2 separate regions of the Homo sapiens genome follow, and region 1 is linked to region 2. Evidence: read pairs that join two places in POLR2A ChIA-PET (ENCODE). Cell type or tissue: MCF 10A. All regions are shown on one strand. Links, peaks and the distances in the headings refer to the core of each region. The heading gives the core; the rest is flanking DNA.

Region 1 (9,865 bases), core at 1,271-9,270, 53 kb before region 2:
GAACTAATTAGCTGAAGATTGAATTCAGCATGAGAAGTCAGAATGTGGGTTAAGAGTGAAGAAAAATGTTATTTTTCCTCTTAGGTACCAGCCTGGCACTTCAGAATGTAGTAGCAGGCAGCACATGAGACTCAGCCAATTTGATGAAATCACAAAATTGTAAAAAACACTGTGGCTGATTGAAAAGGGACTCTAGAGATGTAATGTGGGCCAGATGTTTGATAAAAGGCAGTTTTTATCTACTTTGGTGGTAGCCTCTTTGTAATAAGATATTGGCACATTTGTCATTAAGGAAAAATAAAGAGGAATGAATAATACAGAATCCAGTGGAACAGTAAATAATAAGTTCCCACCACTTTTGAAATACTATTCCTACCTAGAATTGATCTGCTATTTTTTTTTTTTTTACATCTCTTTTCTTGTTTTTCTAAGATGGGAGGTTTGTGGGAAATTATACATAAAAGAAGGAAGCGAAAATCTTTTGCTTTTGTTTTACTTGAGAGCCTTTAAGAAAAAGATGGAATTTATAAAGTCATATTTCCTATTGATGGCATCCTTCACAGGTTACAATCCCTTGACAGAACATGTCTGCAAATAACAAGATCTTATTTCTTAACAGGTCTGTGCTAGATTCAAAATTTTCGTGCCGAATTAACTGTGTAAACAAATTTGGAATTTCTATGTCACAAGGGAGTGAAAGTTTCCTACCTCTTTTTTTTGTAGATGGGTTCCCCACCTCCAAATCTGAAGAGTTCACATTTTCTGAATCTATGCTATTCCCTCAGTGTTGTTCCCTTTGACTCTTTCTGTGTGCATTCCATGTTAATTCTGCTGCTGCTTTTGGATTCTGAAGTATTCAGAGCCATAAGCAAGGGTATACAGTCTCAGAGAGAGTGACAATGCCCACAAATTGCAGAGCACACTTCAGCTGAGGGCTCCCAGCCCTTCTGGTCCTGCCCTGCCAAAGCCCAACTGTTATGTAAGATTCTCGTGCCCAGATCTCTGCCAAGCTTGGGGATTCTGTGAATTTCTCATTAGTCCATTGCAGAATAAAAGAAGAGGCAGGAAGAGTCTGTGCCAAATAAAGAGTTAGGAGAGAAATGGACTGATTGGGTATGGGCATCCATTGGCAGAGAGTGCTCACCTCAGCATCAGTTAAGAATCCACAGAAAAGCCAGGGGACCACATTGCAGGTCACCCGCAGGCTTTATCTTCTATGACTGACATTTAAACGGGAGAGCTCATTTGATGCTGTTCCAGGTTCGCTGCTGGGTGTTTCTAATTGTGTGTTTTAATTAATGTTTTTATTGTACTTGGTCCCAGAGACTGTTTCAACAGACCAGCATATATTTAGAACTCTCTAAATAAATAAATGTAAAACAAAGGAAAACTGACTCTGGTGGAATTGTGAGAATTACTGTTTCTAAAAAGATAGGGTAAAGTTTCAGACTCTACTGCTTGAAACCAACTCCTTGGCAATATCAGGGCCTGTCCACCTAAACACATCCTATGGGTATAGCAAAGCATGGCTTGAGACTCTTATCCAGTGTTTGGGTTTAGAAGTCTATACTCTGGGTCTTGAGACAGTTGGGAGACACTGTAAAATTTATTGTGTTGGGTTTTTTTTTCTGTATTTAACAAATAAATAGGGATATTGGCAGTGGTAGCAAATATCTGAGGCAACATTTATTTGCACCTGTGTAGGTCTCTTTCTGTTGCTAGGTAAAGAAGGTAACTAGAATTGGCTAGTTCCTTTGCACCCCTTATTGTTGTCTCTTGAATTTTGTTCTCCCCTTTAAAAGGGACAGTAACACCTGAGGGAGTGAATTTAATTCAATTCAGCAAATACTGAGCACTTCTTCATTCAAGCCAGGAGCTTGACTTTATGGTGGAAATGAGGTGTTTACAAGTTATAGGAAATGTATTTATAAGATACATCTTGCTTCTGAATATGTGCTGAGTTTGGAGTAGGTGAAAGCATATTTGATTTCTTCTTGTCAGAAACCATTATTAGTTAAATTCTTCAATTGTAATTTTCTTGGGGCCCTAGAGAGATCGTGAAAGTTACTCAGGAGCTGTAAGGCTGGAGTGTTAGCAAATTGGCAATAGTAATGAAGCCTGGTCCTGGACAGGAGAGTGAAGTTCTGAAGTCTATCTGGTTGTCTGCCATCACTTTTTGTGTTTCCTAATAGTGGCACCCTTTTCTTCCCTTTTCTCCATCTTCAAGGTGACCTAAATTAGTGGCTCTTGACCCTGGTTTGCAAAGAGAATTGAAAAAATACTGATGCCTGGGTTTCCTACGAAAGTCAACAAAAAGTGTCACGGCGATTCTATTGTGCAGCCAGGATGAGCCCCAGGTGCCTTTACCCACCTTCAGCACTCCTCTTCTGCATGCAGCATGGCAAGCTTGTCCTCAGGAAAATAACCTGCTTAAGTCACTCTAGTTCCTTGATTCTAAGATGCCACCGGTTCTGAGATATACTATAGATTGAATAACAGCTTTTTGATTAAAAAAAGAATGAACAAAAGGCCAGGCATGATGCCTCATGCATGTAATCCCAGCACTTTGGGAGGCCAAGGTGGGCAGATCATTTGAGGTCAGGAGTTCGAGACGAGCCTGGCCAACATGGTGAAACCCCATCTCTACCAAAAATACAAAAATTAGCCAGGCGTGGTGGCGGACACCTGTAATCCCAGCTACTCAGGAGGCTGAGGTAGGAGAATTGCTCAAACCCAGGAGGTGGAGGTTGCAATGAGCCAAGATCATGCCACTGCACTCCAGCCTGGGAGACAGAGTGAGACTCCATCTAAAAAAAAAAAAAAAAGAATGAACAAGAAAAAATATCACCACATTATGAGTACACCTTAATTTTAGGTCATGCCATGGTTTCAGAAATATTAAAATGTAAAACTCATGTAAATCTTGGAATAAAGAGAAAAATATAACATCACATTGGTTGAAAACAAAACTTTGCCTGCAGTTTTTTGATGGCTGTTTGCATTGTCAAAGAGGATGCTTTCAAAGCTAAAATATTGCAAATATTGCTTTTTTTAAGGACACATTTTTAAACTAGGTACTCTGCTAGGGAAAGGTTTCTGAATCTTGGCAGTATTGACAATTTGGGCTGGATACTTCTTTGCTGTGGGCAGCCGTCCTGTGCATTGTCAGATGTTCAGCAACCTCCCTGGCCTCTCTCTACCCACTTGATGCCAACAACACTTATTACCAACCACTCCCCCACCCAGCATCCAGCAGTCACAACCAAAAATATCTCTAGACATTGCCAAGTGTCCCCTGGGTAGGTGGCAAAATTATCTCTGGTTCAGAGCTGCTTGGCTAGTGGAATAGATATTTTAGGGGCAGTGGCTTGTATCAGTTAGCATTCAGTTGCAGAGAACAAACCCTACCGTAGCTGGCTCAAGCTGAAATGCATTAACGACAGAGTATTTAATGGTCTACAAAACCGGTCTGTGGGCTGAAGAAACAGACACTGGGCTGGAGCCTCCAGAAATGAGTTCTGAAGCTATACCACAACTGAATAATCAAAGGAACTGCTTCACTTGCCTTGATCTGGGCACTAGCAGTCAATGGAAAAGCTGTGGTCAGGAAGCCAATTCTGCTAAACTGGGAAGCTAAGAAGCCTTCTGCAGTAGCGGAAGGACAACTTGTGCCCAGCTTCTTTCCTTGCTTCACCCAGTTCTGAATTCAAGTTCTGAAAGTGCATTTGATAACGCAGCCTAAAACACCCCCAGACTGCAAGGGAGCCTGGAAGAAAAGTAGTTTTTAGCTTACCAGTCTCTGCAATTCACAGGAAGTCATTTTAGAAGGAGATTGGAATGGATATTGAATGAGCCCATTTTTGGTATCTTCCATAAGTCTCTTTCCAGAGATCCTCAACCCACACCAGCGGGTAACCACCTATTCTGGGCAATTGGGGTTGGCCAAAGTGTCCTCTTCACTCCCTATTTACTCATTTTATAATTAGTTATTTTCTTTTTTGTCTTTTTCCATTCTCATCCCTATTTTCTCTCTCATTACCATTCTTTTCACACCTCCTCCTTCTCTCACTCTCTAACTATAGACTTGAAGGTCTATAGTTTTCTGAGGACTTGAAGGTATTTCATACTTGGCCCTGTCCATGCACAGGACACGTGAAAAGTCTTTGTTGATGAGAGCTAAGGCCTAGGATACTTACCTGTCACAATCTGTGTCTCTAATCTGCTGAAGACACTATGGGAATAGATATTTTGGGGCACGGTTATATCTTTGAATAATATTTTCTCCATCTAGATGAATAGAGCACCAGGTAACATGAACAATCCCATTGTCTGATATGAAGTAAATGTTGATAAGTAGCCTTAAGTCCAAACAGGTAAGACTCAAACTATGTTTTCTGGCTCTGGGGTGGAGGCCTTTGCAATTTAAAAAACGACTCCTTATGGCTAGGAATAAGTGATTGCTTGTCTGATATATTTTTCTTCCAGTCTGTTGCAAAAATCTCCCAATTATTAATTTAGCTTATGGTATGGGGACTTTGACCCTAAGTTAAGATTCAGTCAATATCCTTAGGAGAGGTAAAAATACTACAAGTCATTTATTCATTAGTGCAGGGCAACCACATAAAATACAGGAGAACCAGTTATATTTGAGTTTCAAATAAGCAATGACAAATTTTAGTATAAATTATAGTAAAAGTATGTCCCAAATGTGGCATGGAACATACTTACACTAAAACATTATTTGTTCTTCATCTGCAATTCAAATTTAACTGGATGTCCTGTATTTGTTAAGTCTGATATGAATGAGATGATCAAGATATTTTTTGAGAAGGACAGGGGAAGAAGAAAACATGAGGATATTGGACTCCTGTGAGAAATAAAGATGAGCAAGTTGGGCTATGTACAGAAAGGAAGAGGGGTAACTCAAAAAATCCTGTTACTAAACTCACCCCAGTTATCAGTGACTGTTTACTAGACTTGCAAATGAAGCCCTGATTGGAAGATAAAGCCATATTGCTTCTCTGCAAATGTAGTCGCTTTCCTGCAGCATTTGCATCTGGTCCCAACGCGGCATTCAGTTGCCCGGGCCGAATATGCAAAGCTTTGAGGTAAGCAGAAGAGATGAGCAGCACAGGCACTGGATACCTTGGAGCCTTGTAATCTTGCTTGCACAACCTCCAGATTGCATGGTTCTTGGCTTTGGTGCAGTTGGGCACAATTTCAATGCACATCTATGGAGACCATGTCACAACAACAAAACAAACCAATGTAGCTGCGAGTTACATTAACAGCTTGAAAAAACAAGTCAACAGACTTGAAGACTGCTCTGGGAGCCCCTCCCTGGGAGTCAGCCTCTGGCAGAAGGGAGTTACTCCTTTTGGACATTTTTTCAGCTAAGATGATTCTATATGATCTGCATCTTGTCCCCTTCAAATATTTTATTTGTTTGTTTGTTTTTTGAGAGAATCCTTATTTGCTTTATGGTTGGTCATCGTTAGATCTTCCTGAGGTATGGAGTGGTCTGTATTGCATGCAAGTTTCTCATAAGAGATGACTTTTCACTCTTCTGATGTCACACCCAATGCAATGGTACATCCTTTCATAGGCTCTTATGTTACTGTTGGTCACAAACACATAGAGCCAGATTTTCCAAATCTTCTGATGCTTCAGTCACTGCCTGCTTGCAAATTGGTAGTTAGGAAGCATTTATACACCTTGCAGCAATATCTCATATGACAATTCTATAATAATTAGTTAGAGAAATGTTGCTACTTATGGAGAGTACATTAGTACACATAAATTAGGGCTGGTAACACCTTCCTTATTATTGAATTAAGAACAAACGGACTTCTTAAAGTATGTTCGTGGATCAGGCCCAGGAGTATGTGTGGATTGGAGGCTTGCCAATATCAGGAACCTCCTGTGCTCATATACTTTTTATTTCTGATTTTTATGAAAGATTTGATTTACGTGCCAATAACATCAGGGTGTGTGGGTGAACACACTGTGAGGAAGCCAGTGAAGAGAAGGAAACTGAAACATTTTGGAAGGGATCTTCTTAGCTGCTCAATGTGATTTCTTTAAAAACAAATGTAAGATATATTTATTTTGCATCTTCAGTTTTTAAAATATGATTTACATTTATTGTTAGACTCTCATATTTTACCTCAAAAATTTTCCCCTACATGTACAATACCTTGTAACAATTCTAATTTTTGTTTTGCTTAATAACTATAAACTTACACTTGTAAGAGAACAACAACAACAAAAACAGCAAACCATTTTCCTTATTTTTCTTCAGTTGTCTTTTTTTTTTTTTTTTTTTTTTTTAAACCCAGCCACCTCTGACTCATATCCTGGGCTATCTCAATTTGCACATGTTTCCAGAATTTTTAAAAGTTTTTTTTCCATTTTTATTATTTTCCCTAGTTGTTCTTTTTCCTATTATCCATTCCTCAACTCCTGTTTCCACATACCCTCCCTTTCTCTACCCTCTCTTCTAATTTCTCTAGACCTTTGGGGAAAGACACAACCTTCTTTTGCTCTTTTATCACAGAACTGTCATGAAGTTTTGCTCCAAGTCCCCCTAAAGTACATGGAACAGATTGCCCCAGCTCAAGGGAACTCTAGTGAGACATGGAATGACTTGGACTTGCAGGTGTGAAAGGGGATGGATTAGGATCTCTCTTAGGTCCATTCTTCCCTTAGGATACCATGATTCCATGAAGAAATACTTTTCAGATTGGTGGATCAGGTAAGCTCTTTTTGTTCATTTAGATTCTCCAACTCAAATATAGTTGAACCTCATAAGTTCCACTGAACTGAAAAACAAACAGACAAAAAAATTCCCAAGCCATAAGGAGATTTAGCTGTTTTTAGAGAGACCAAAAGATCAATACTATCAGATGGTCAGAAATCCTTATATTATCTGAGAGGAGATTAACTCTCAGAAGGGAGAGTAACTGTGGTGGGATTAACTCTGAATGTAACTAAAAGGCCTTTTTCCTATCACACCTTGGCTTTTCCCACCAATATGACAACTTTAAGCCTTCCTGGGAAATTAGAGGTCATCAATATCTACAGCAAGCCATGCCCTCCCTGGGATTCCTCTGGTGAGACTTCATTCAGGGTGAAAGAGCTGGAGCCTCTGTGAAACCATGCCCAGATGGGAGCTACTGGAAAGGGAGACTGCAGAGTTATATACCACAAGAGATAAGCATCAATTTGAATCTACTTATTTTGTTGAGGCGATTCATGTACTTGTTTGTTCCATAGCACACGTACTCTGTTCCAGGCACATTGTTAAACAGTGCCGAACAATGGTGAGCAAAGCCAGGTATGGTGCTCCCACCTTCCTGGAATATATAGTCTAGTGAGAAAGACAGTAACCACATGACCACAAATATACATGAAAAATTCTATCAGTCATAAGGGCTAAAAATGGGAAGTACATGGAGCTATTTGAGCATATAATATGTGGGTTTGACATAGTCATGAGACAATAGAAGAAAAGTGAAGGAAGAAGAGGACTTACTTGGAGGTTGCAGGTTGGGGTGAGCAGTTCCTGAGAGGCAGTGGCCAAGTGCTGAAGCTCCGGGATAGGAGGGATGGAGAGAACAGGCCAGTGCAGCTAGAATAGAGTGAGGATGAGCCAGCCACAGGGGACAGTAAGAAGAAGGGCAGCAGGGCCAGGTCATCCAGGGGCACAAAGGCCATGTTACAGATTATTTTGGTCTTAAATCCTAAGAACAATGAGAAGCCATCAAAATACTTTTGGGGGTAGGCTAGGAGAGGTGATCAGATTTACATGTCAAAAATATTTTACATTGACATCGTAGGAAACATCATGAGAATTATTAGAGGACCTCAAACATTTGAAACTCAGATATATTTTTTAAGAGCTAACATCCATTTTTGGCTTACTTCCTAGGTAATTGTGCACCTTGGGCAAATGTTTAATTTCTCCAAAGTCCAGTTATCATATCTCTCTAATGCCCTCATCAACTTTCCAGGGTGGTTGTGAGGATCAACTGGGGCCATAGGTGTGAAACATATTGAGAAGGGCAGACTGCTAAACAAGTAGACATTATTATTGAAACTTTTAGGAACCTTGAGCAATTATTATAGGAAAAAAAGCATGCAGAGGTAGCAGTTTTTGCTATGAATTACTGTGTTGCATTATATTTTTAGCTTAATGAACTTAGTATAGAGTTATTCCTAAAACTGAAATGGTTGCTAAGTTATGATAGAGAAGATAATAATGAGAGTTTCTTCTTTTTCTCTTTCAAGGGGGTCTTGCAAATGAGATATCATGTGTAAATGAAACAGGATATTTTGATCTCAATTTTTGATCTTGCTGTTTTGATTTTGTTATTTTGACTCCATCATGTTTACATTGAGGACATTTTGACCCCCCCATCTACTCTTTTCTCTACCACTAATAACAATATTAAGAATTATAATAGCTATTAAGTACTTACTACACACCAGATTCTGTTCTAGGTGCTCTGCATGTATTTTTTTCTTGTAATACTTTTGATAAAGCATATACTATTACTGGCCTGATTTTATAGATAAGAAAACTCAGTCACAGTCAGGTAGTTAGGTTAAGCAACTTGGCCAAAATAATTCAGTCAGTAACATAGTCAGTTCACAGGATACAAAAGTGATTAGAAGTATTCAAACCACCCAACTGGCTAACCATTAATGACGGGTCAATCCTGGATTAGTTGAGAGAAATTTCTCACAATATTATCATGAATCAACAGTTATTTCTAATCAATAATGAATATTACAGAAATACATAATGAATAAGAAATAATTATAATAATTAAAACATCACAGATAAAATGTATTTTTTACTAAATTTAAGAGATAAATAAAATATTCTTAGCAAAACGTAGATGGCAAAATTCTTACTTGGTATGAAAAAGCAGTCACAAAAAGAAAGCAAAATGGCCAAAGATAAAATCAGTAGAATCAGGAAAACCAGATATAGATGAAAACCTCATAAATGAAAAAAATCTTTGTTGTAAAATTTATCCCCAAGAGAATGGACCTGATAAAAAATAGTATCAGAAAATAAAAAGAAAAATGGAAATATTAGAAATACTGTAAGTATGTGTGCAGAAACTTGGTCAAAGAATTATAATGATTTGGGGGGTGGAGCAAAGATGGCCCAATAGGAACAGCTCCAGTCTACAGCTCCCAGTGTGAGCGATGCAGAAGGCGGGTGATTTCTGCATTTCCAACTGAGGTACCGGGTTCATCTCACTGGGGAGTGCCGGACAGTGGGCTCAGCGCACCATGCGTGAGCTGAAGCAGGGTGAGGCATCGCCTCACCAAGGAAGCACAAGGGGTCAGGGAATTCCCTTTCCTAGTCAAAGAAAGGGGTGACAGACAGCACCTGGAAAATTGGGTCACTCCCACCCTAATACTGCGCTTTTCCAACGGGCTTAACAAACAGCACACCAGGAGATTATATCCTGCACCAGGCTCGGAGGGTCCTACGCCCACCGAGCCTCGCTCATTGCTAGCACAGCAGTCTGAGATCAAACTGCAAGGCTGCAATGAGGCTGGGAGAGGGGCGCCCACCATTGCCGAGGCTTGAGTAGGTAAACAAAGCGGCCAGGAAGCTCAAACTGGGTGGAGCCCACCACAGCTCAAGGAAGCCTGCCTGCCTCTGTAGGCTCCACCTCTGGGGGCAGGGCACAGACAAACAAAAGGCAGCAGTAACCTCTGCAGTCTTAAATGCCCCTGTCTGACAGCTTTGAAGAGAGTAGTGGTTCTCCCAGCACACAGCTTGAGATCTGAAAATGGGCAGACTGCCTCCTCAAGTGGGTCCCTGACCCCCGAGTAGCCCAAC
Region 2 (9,865 bases), core at 834-8,833:
ATAGTCCTCTCCATTAATTTATTAATCAACTCAAGAGTCTATTTATTACTTCTATTTGAAATTTATTTCTTCTTCTCAAAAATGATCACTTTTGGTATTATCTGAACATCTTTTTGGTTACAACTCACTTTTTATTGTCAGAATAATTTCTGGTGAGTTCCTAGAGAAATATATGAAAATATTTTCATGGTATGGTGCATTTATAGTTGTATATGCTGCATAATTAGGTATATTCATGAGTAGGCATTGATTAAAACCACATCCTCTGCTTATTATTTTACATGTCTGGTGAATGGAAGGATTTTCCATAGATTAATTTATAGCTCTGCATATTCCAAAACTTGTTTTTCCTCTGCTATTTACATCCATTGTTGGATGCTGTAGAATGTTATAGTGTGATGGGACTCCTGGCCCTGAACTTTTGGGCATGCTGTCAGCTATGGTCAACACAGAGGGTGGTGGGAATATTTCTAGAGGCTATTCCTACCCCAGACAGGAGCTCAAATTAACCATACATAGAAATGAATGTTAACTATATAAATATATCCTACTAAATCCAAACTAAATACACTCTCCTAACTCCACTTTCCCAGGCTGGATCTCAAACATACTTTTGACGCACTTCAGAGCCACGTGACATGTGAAGTGTGATGAGGGGAGCCCAAGATGAAAGAGTAATTCTAACCAATACAGCTAAAATGTATTATACAAATTTTACAAAAATATATAACTATGTGAACATAGGGTCCCTTTCAGGACCTTGGAAGGGGCTGGTGCAAGGGAGGAGCCTTGAAGCTTTAGCTTCATTAGCTTCCCTGAACATTCACTTTTGAAGGGCTACTCATTCTATTTAGTACTCTGCAATTGGACTTGTGATGAGCTCTAGAATCAGATAGGCTCGTGGTATTAACTATACAGTACCACTTTGCATAGTATTATATGTGTCCTTGAATCTAATTCAGTGTCATTGGCTGAACCATGTCCATTAGCCTTGGACATGGTTAGTGCCTGAGCAGAAGAAGAGAATGAGAGAGGAAAAGGAAGAAAAGATGGGAGAATGACCAGAAAAAGGTCAAGGAAGAGATTTATGTGGTATGAAGCCATCAAGCCAGTAAGTAACAGAAGCTCCATTTGTCAGAATCATCTAGCATTGCACTGGCGTCAGTCAGCAAATGTTGATGTCTGCCGCAGATCTCCTTAGCCATATGAGTTTACTGCATGGTGCAGTAGCAGTTTCTAGTTTGCCAACAGCATCCTCTATCAAACCCCTATCTTTCTTACCCTCTGCCTGAGGGCTTTCTCCAGTATGAGGAAGCACACCCTCCTGCAGGCAGTGTGTATGGGCAACACTTACCACAGGGACGGGAGTTGGTAGATAAATGCTGCAGCCCATGTGGCCTCTAGTGGAATGTTTCTCAGGTGAGTTCCATATGATTTATCAGAGGACTTGAGCTACAGTTGCTCACAGAGGTGATCCACTCATTTACTCACGAATTCATTGGCATCTCTTTCTGGCTCACTTTCCCCACTCACTCAAGTTTGCTTCCCAAGAGAACCTCTCAACCTACCAGAACTCAGTTTTTATGTCCGAATCTGCATCTGGGGCAACACAAACCAAGACACCTTGTTTAAGCCATTTGCAAGTAATTTACCACTTAAATAAACATAATGTAAATATTAAAATACAAAAACATAAAATGGGGTTTTTAAAGGAAATAAACAATTTGGAGATACTCAACTCAACAAAATCATTTGTGTTATATGCATCTGTTTAAATATCATGCTGAGATTTTGCAGAAACTACTTTAGTTTCTATGGGAAGATAAAAAAGAACCGAATTATTGCATTCAGGTCTTTAAAATTCTCTTGCATTTATATTCCAACTCTGGCTTATTAAAGGGGTCTGTGCTCCGTTAACATACACATGCGCTTACTATATAAACAGCTTAACTAGACATCTGCATTGACTGCATATAAGAGGCAGTTAACTTTTTGCCTTGTTTCTGTTCAACGATCTTGATATTTTAGTCTGCTGGCCAGATGAAACAAGATTGGTTTTTGGGTACCAGATGTGTCACAATTTGGGTTTGAATTTTGCAGGTGCTCCCCCCAGCTGGGAAGATGGAAGTTTGCCATCTTTTAGAGATGATGATTTGGGATAGAAGTAAAACTGTGTTAAAAATAATTCAACATATTAATAGAGGGCCTTGTCCCTTGTGGGCTTCTTATGCATAACATATGAGCAGACCAGCAGCTGTTCTATATTTTAAAAGGAGCGTTAGAAAGTTAGAAGCATACATAACTATTCAAAACACAAGCAACCGCTTGAAGTCATGGAAACAAGACTCAACAATAAACTTTTATTTGTGAAGCTTCCCCAAAAATAATAATCCCACTGGGCTGTGTTCAGGTGGCCTTAGGGTACTGAACAATCTTTCCATTTCCATCATTTGAATTCACTAAAGCATCTCCCTTGTAAATGAAGAGTGGTAGAAATTAGTACATGTACTAGATATGGGGATTGGTTTCTAGCTGATTTCTACTCTTCAATACTTATATTTTTAAATTATAATTTAAAAAATACCTATGTATTTTTGCCATTTTCACATGTGCAAGAACCTAAAGCCCCATTGAGGACTGAGTTCTTAATAGTGTCATATCTTGTCTTACTCTCAGCCTCTAAAACAGAAGCTGTTAGGTGATGATGTTCCTTGTACATATTTGCACCTTCGAAATTCACCTAATGAATGTTAACCAGTGTCAAGGAACGGCAATGTTCTTTACCCTTGGCTTTATAATAATCCTTACAGCAGGAAGGACGCTGTATGCTTTTTTGTCCAGCTCCTGGACCAGGGGAGTGTTAGACTCATTCTATCTTCACCACTGTGTTAGGTCGCCCTTGCATTGCTATAAATAAATACCTGAACTGGGTAATTTATAAAGAAAAGAGGATTAATTGGTTCACGATTCTGCAGGCTATACGGGTAATGTGATACCACCGTCTGCTTCTGGTGAAGACCTCCGGAAGCTTACAATCATGGTGGAAAGCGAAGCAGGGAAGTAGGTATATCACATGGCCAGAACAGGAGCAAGGGAAATGAGGAGGAGCCAGACTTCTTTAAATAACCAGCTCTCATGTGAATGTGTTCCTGCAGGGAGGGCACCAAGCCAGTCATGAGGGACCCACCCCATGACCCAAACACTTTCCACCAGGCCCCACCTCCAACATTGGAGGTCACATTGCAACATGAGATTTGGAGGGGAGAAACATCCAAACCGTATCAATCACTATTGCTCTCAAAGCTCCCCATTATTGGTAGAGATCCATCTGGATCTCTACTAATGGCCTCTTTTCTTCTGGAAACTGCTGTCCTCTCAAGTATAGTGAGGTCTACATGACTGGTGTTTGCATTTCAGTTTCCAGAATTCAGGAGTATTTTGGGTAACACAATTACTTCTGCCTGTCTGGAGTTAAAGAGAACAATAAACTACAGTTCAAGAAGGTTATAAGAATCAGGTTGGTGGTATCTATGTTATTTCAATCCGATTGCATGTGAAAGCAGCGATGAAAAAGTCATGCAGCCAGAAAGGCTGGCCCATGATGTGGAATGGACACTGTTCAAGAAGGGGTTTAAAAGGAAAGAGATTGCTTGTTGGTGTTGAAATTTGGAGTATGGCCAATGAAAAGAGCCCTAATCTAAGTCATAAGAACTGCATTCTAGGCATAGCACTCTTGCTCAACAAACTGCGATGTTGTGCAAGTCTTAAAAATAAGAGATTTTTTACAGGATGGTATCTAAGTTCTAGAATCCTATTATTATTAAAAATAAGGGTATGAAATAGGAGATATTTTATATTTGGAGGAGATGGAGATTGCCAGTTGTTAAAGAAACTACTTAAGAGGGAAATTTGGCAGCTGAAGTTAAATTATTCTCTTTTAGAGAGCTTAACAACCAAGAGGTCTTTCCTAACCACTGTAAAAAAATAACTGTGTCCAGTCAGAGAGCATGGAAGTCTCAGAGCCCAGGCCACAGGTATTACAACAGTGAAGTGTTGGAAACATCTACGTCAGTCCTCATTACTGAGGCTCACTGAGTAAAAACATAGGCATTTCCCTGAAAGCATGTTTGGAAGTGTGGGAACTCATGACTGGCCATTTTTTCCACTGGTGAGATAAGGTATAATGACTTCCAGTTTAACATGAGTAATCAGATTGCAATTAGTTTCAGTGGAAAGGAACAAAAACATGCATAAGAGTGAATACTAAAAGTAATTGTTGTTTGAATTGCAATTTAAAAAACATAGTTAAATTGGATTATTTCTTACGTGCTCAGCGTTAATAATGAGACCATAAAGTGAAGATATGTTTTTTTTTGGTGGGCACTATTCATTTTTTTCTTCCACCAATGATAATGCTTTCTAATAGTCGCTGCGTACAAAGAAGACTCAGATGCTTTCAAAGATTTGGCAAATAGAGCTAACTCTTCTTTCAATGGCGCATTCCTGGGAGATATATAGATATATAGATATAGATAATTTTCTTTCCTGAGACAGGGTCTTGCTCTGTTGCCCAGGCTGGAGCGCAGTGGTGTACTCACAGCTCACTGTAACCTCTACCTCCTGAGTTCAAGTAATCCACCCACCTCAGCCTCCCAAGTAGCTAGGACTACAGGAACATGCCACCACACCTCAGTAATATTTGTATGTTTTTGTAGAGATGGGGTTTCGCTATGTTGTCCATGCTGGTCTTGAACTCCTGGCTCAAGTGATCCACCTGCATTGGCTTCCCAAAGGGATAGGATTACAGGTGGGAGCCACCACACCTGGTTTTCAAAGCTGGAGGAAAACCTTGTTTCAATATCCCACTTTTATAGATTAAACCAAGGTACTGAGAAGCTAAGTGACTTCCCCAAGATCTCTTGGCTGGTTATTTTAGAATCAAGACTAAATAGACTCTTGGTTCTTCTATACCATCACACTATTAGACATTGGAAGGAATTACTTTAGAATTTTCTCAATAAATGCTGAGAAAATTATGATAATAAATGACTGTGACAATAAATTATTTCCATAATTTTCATCTATGGGAGCAGGCTTAAATCAGTGATTTTCATGGAGGGAAGGAAAGAATCGTGTGTAGTTTGAAAACAGCAGAATTTTGTCCTACTGCTTTGATTTGTTTTTAGACATGATATTTATTTTCAATTTCAAATTAAGAGAGCATGAGATATTTACGTTTATTGAGGATGATTGCACCTATAAAGGAACTCATGTATTAGCTTCTCAAAGCTTTTTCCAGGTTTTTGCTTCCATGAATTAAAACAATTTTTTTAAACTTGCTATTCTTTTTAGTCAAAGGCCAAACTAAAAATGGGTGAATTTAGGCTGTGAAACTAGTGGATGAATAGTCTAGGAAACAGTTTCTTTTTGACACCCAAGATTGAAAAACAATAATCACAGGTATAAACAGCTTATCAGCTGATGTTCATTAACTGATGAATAAACAAAGTGCGATAGATCTATACAATGGAATATTATTCAGTTGGAAAAAGAAATGAAGTACTGACACATGCTATAACATGGCTAAACCTTGAAAACATGCTGAGTGAAAGAAGCCAGACACAAAAGGCCACATATTATTGTATGATCTTATTTATATAAAACGTCCGGAATAGGCAAATCCATAGAAAGTAGATTGTTGACTCCCAGAGGGGCTTATGGGAAGGGGAAATGGGAGTGACTGTTAACAGGTATGGGGTTTATTTTTGAGTGATGAAATGTTATGGAACTAGATCAGTGGTCCCCAGCCTTTTTGGCACCAGGTTTGGTGGAAGACAATTTTTCCATGGGTGGGGATAGTGGGGGATGAGGGTGGGGAGGGGTGAGGGGATGGTTTGGGGATGAAACTGTTCCACCTCAGACCTCAGATTACCAGGCATCAGATTCTCATAAGGAGCACACAACCTAGATCCCTTGCATGCACAATAGGGTTCATGCTTCTATGAGAATCTAATGCTGGGATGATCTGCCAGAAGGCAGAGCTCAGGTGGTAATGCTCGCCCACCACTCACCTCCTGCTGTGCGGCCCGGTTCCTAACAGGCCATGGACAGGTACCAGTCTGCAGCCCAGTTGTTGGGGGAGTGGTTGGGGGCCCCTGAACTAGATAGTGACGATATTTGCTCAACACTCTGAGTGTACTCCATGCCACTGAACTGTACACTTTAAAATGTCTAAAATGGTAAATTTTATCACAACAGAACAAAGAAATTGCCTCAGTGAAACTTCAGTATCAACCCTCTTCCTTGTGTCTGTAATTTGTGGGTAGGACTAGGCTTTGGGATAAAAGGGCAAACATCTTGTCTGCAGTTAATGGCTTCCGCAGGCCCAGAAAATATATATATATATATATATTTGGAGGTAGAAATTGAGGGCCAGGGCTTAGCATAAACATTTCAGAGATTCCTGTTTCTTCTACAATTCCCTGGGGAGCCATAGACAAGACCGGTTTTCTTGTTTAAGAGGGAAAAATGTGTTGGAAGAAGGTCTTAGGCTTTTTTTCTTTAACTGTTGCTATTCCCAGCTCTCACTTGAGAGCTGTTTTTGTATGTAGGAAAATCACTAGATTGATTAAAAATGGAAACATTTAGATCAAGCTGTAATTTATCTTGACTGTAAGCAACCATGTAGACAGGGTAAGAGGAATGAACTCAACAGTCTTGCTGTGTTGTGGCTGGTTGTTGACTCTGCTTCTGTGCTGTCCCTTGGTCAGATCTGTTCTCTCTCCACTGTTTCTGTGCCCCTTTAACCTTTAAGAGCCCATCCCCTACTCTCACAGAAGGAGTTTGTGTTTTGTTCCTTGGGCTTTTGCTGAACTTTCTTTTTGGCAATTTCTGCACATGAGTCAACTCTTTGAGAGGTATTTGTTTTAGCAGCAAGATTACCTGGTGACAGAGGTTATGCATATATGCTGTGAAACTAGACTTAAGAAAAAGTTGGCTGTTTTGTGGCATGATTTTAACTGTATTTTTGCTTCCTCATCTCCCAGTTTATTTATTAAAAAAAAAACCTAATGGTAGTTCTTGTGCTGGCACCTATAACTGATGTTTATCCCAGATATAAAAATTATATTGGGGGCTACTGACTACACTGAAAAACCTCCAAAGATAGAGTGATCTTCTAAAGGAATATTTATTTTTATTTAAAAATATGATACATCAAAGTAAAGCAGTGACATTTTAAACAAGGAGACGTATAAAATATTCCATAGAATTGGGTAGGAGGGTAATTTGCTTAAGTTCACTGTCACTCTGGATGCCAGGAATAAAAACCATCATCATTTTCTTCCTCTGTGAGCATCAAGTACGAAGATGAGAAATTTTAGTTATAAATTAGTGAAGTGTTAGGATTTAAATTTTACTTAGAAATTAAAACTTCTCCAGTGAAATACCTTTTATCCATTTTGTTCTGCATCTTGTGGAAGTCCTGAATTCAGGGATGTTATTATATTTTCCGAGTTTGCTTCTTCAGGTCAGTTCCAATGTGGTTTAGAAGGAATTTATTTTCTCATATCCTCCCCATAGATTTCTCAATAGTATAATTTTCTAGGGGATATCTGGTTCATTTTGGGAATTCTGGAAAATTTTGCTTACTGTTTTTTACAAAATATTCACAATCTAAAATTTCTGACAAAATTAAAAATACCCTACAGAAACCAGCATATTGTACAGCAATGATTTATTACTATATAATAAACAACCACCTTTAGGCTGGATATGAAAATAAAAACCAACACAAATATGGCAGATCCCCATTTTCTAAAGAAATATATCTTTATTGACCTTTTCCATTTTCTTACAAAGCAGTTAAAAACTCATTCTTACCCTTGCATGCTATTCAATGGTTATGATGGCTGCCTCCTTATGAGACTGTTAGTGGAGCTCTAGTAAGTTTCCTTAAGCACCACAGAAGATCATCATTGCTTGGTCCCACTTTTATAGGAAAGAATCCAAGTTTCACCAGATAGTGTATACTTAGCTCTCTTGAAGAAGACCAGTTTAGTGGATTAATGTCTAATTTACATATAGTAATAAAGACAAACTTTGAATCTTTACATATTAAATGCCCACTTTATACCATGGTGTAATTGTTTGAATTATGGGTGAGTGTACAGTATAGAGATGTAGATGCACTAGATATATCTATAAATAAAATAGTGCTTTAAGGTAACAATATTCTTTGGCTGACTTAAATGCCTGTGGTTGACTCTTAGAAAAGACTAAAATGAAAATGGCCCCACTATTATTGTCAATCTTAACACAGAGCTTGTGCGGAAGGTCCCTATACTGCTGACTGTCAGCATCTCCAGGTCCACGATATGTTCTCTTGGTCCTGATAATGACTTCACGAGCACAAGCATTGCACTTACAGGACTTGTTTGCTAAAATAAAAGAAAATAGAGAAAGGAAGAGAATAATTTTCTTGGATTGGAGTTTCTATGCTTTGTTAGTATACCTCCTATAAGAATTAGGGGGAGAATTTTGAAGGTGGTATAAAAGAGCCACTACTTGGTCCCTTCTTGGTTTCAACTCTTCTTGGCTCTTATCCCTTGTCTAATACAGTCATTAGCTCCAAGTTTCAAGGACTTGCTTTTTTTTTTTTTTAAATAGTTCTTTGTTTTTGATTCCTCCCTCTCTGTTAACATTTTTCTTCACTTTTATTGAGTAGTTGTGGACTTTACAGAGACTAGAGCTTAAGTGAGAATCTGATAATTTCTAAACTTGTAAACAAAGTTGTCACTTTTCATTTTCTCAACATTGTGCATCTGTTTACATTCTAGTAAGTAAAGAGAAATGGAAACAGTTTTTCAACAGAATATGGTAAATGCTAAGATATATGAGGTTATGCAGGGTACGTATGAAGATACATAAAGGTGTATGTATAAAGGGAAGAAAAGGAAGAGCCCTGAAGCACTGAGGGAAAGCTTTTGAATGCCTGATGAGAGTCACCAGGCATAAATGAAAGTTTTGTAAAGTAATATGTTCAGAAGAACTGGGTGCAGTTTCATTTTGATGAATAATATGATGGGCTCTTGTGAGTGGAGGGAGATGAGGTTGGAGAGGCAGGTAAGTGGATGTGTGAGTTTGAATGCCAAGGGATAGAGTCATGGATTAGTATTTAGCAGTCACCTCAATGGGTGGACATTAAACCAAGGGAGAGAATGCTTTGGTTAGGGCTACTTGTTATATACTCATGAGCAGCTTGCAACCCTCTGCTGCAGCAGTCAACATCTTTCTGATCACTTGTTCAATGTCTTGACTACAAGCTCCACGGGGGCAGGAACTGGCTTGGCTTTATTCATTGTTGTGTCTCCAGGATCTTCCACGGTGCATACCTCTTGTAAACAATAGTTGTAGGTAATAATAACACCTTGAAGGTGTTGATTGAATTAATTTATTCATTTAAATTTTATTTTAGCATCTGCTATGTGCCAGGTACCATTCTATGTGCTGAGGATAGAATACTGAACCGACAGGTGTAGTCTCTGCTCTCATTATGCTCATATTCTAGTGGATGACACAGTTCAGTGAATACTAGACTAGGTAGTGATAGGGCTATGAAGAATAATAGTAAGGCTCAGTAAGGGAGCAGAGACACTGGGGCAGTGTGGGGGATGTTGGATATTCAACCTTCAATTTCATGTACTTTCTTTACAATACGTTCTCTTTTCCAGGGAAGATGGTTTTCTCAGTATTTTCTCAAAAGGAATATAAATAAAATTTTATATTCCACATATCCTTTCAAGAATCAGGCTGACTCATGACTATCAAGAAACCTTCTTTGACAGCCCACATTGATTTTTTGATG

What was found. ChIA-PET counts read pairs that join two places held together with the same protein. Peaks named below come from ENCODE experiments on the same cell type or tissue, not always from the same donor. Only the 100,000 strongest peaks of a DNase experiment are listed, where the experiment ranks them.
Region 1: POLR2A ChIA-PET joins it to region 2 with 15 read pairs; 3 of 35 experiments call an interaction of 5 or more read pairs at or near these places.

What each region holds. Positions count from the first base shown.
Region 1 is chr2:55,804,875-55,814,739 of GRCh38, forward strand. No RefSeq gene overlaps it. Among named protein-coding and RNA genes, the nearest start is that of EFEMP1, 110 kb to the right of the region's middle. In MCF 10A, for the core only: no CTCF peak of the experiment used is centred there; a DNase peak (open chromatin) is centred at 5,207.
Region 2 is chr2:55,858,797-55,868,661 of GRCh38, forward strand. EFEMP1 (EGF containing fibulin extracellular matrix protein 1) reads right to left here. Exons shown (of 12, transcript NM_001039348.3): 12 at 7,171-8,438. The coding sequence ends at 8,277. All of the region lies in intron 2 of LOC112268416 (a long non-coding RNA gene), which reads left to right. Among named protein-coding and RNA genes, the nearest start is that of EFEMP1, 60 kb to the right of the region's middle. In MCF 10A, for the core only: no CTCF peak of the experiment used is centred there; DNase peaks (open chromatin) are centred at 3,185, 3,685 and 4,095.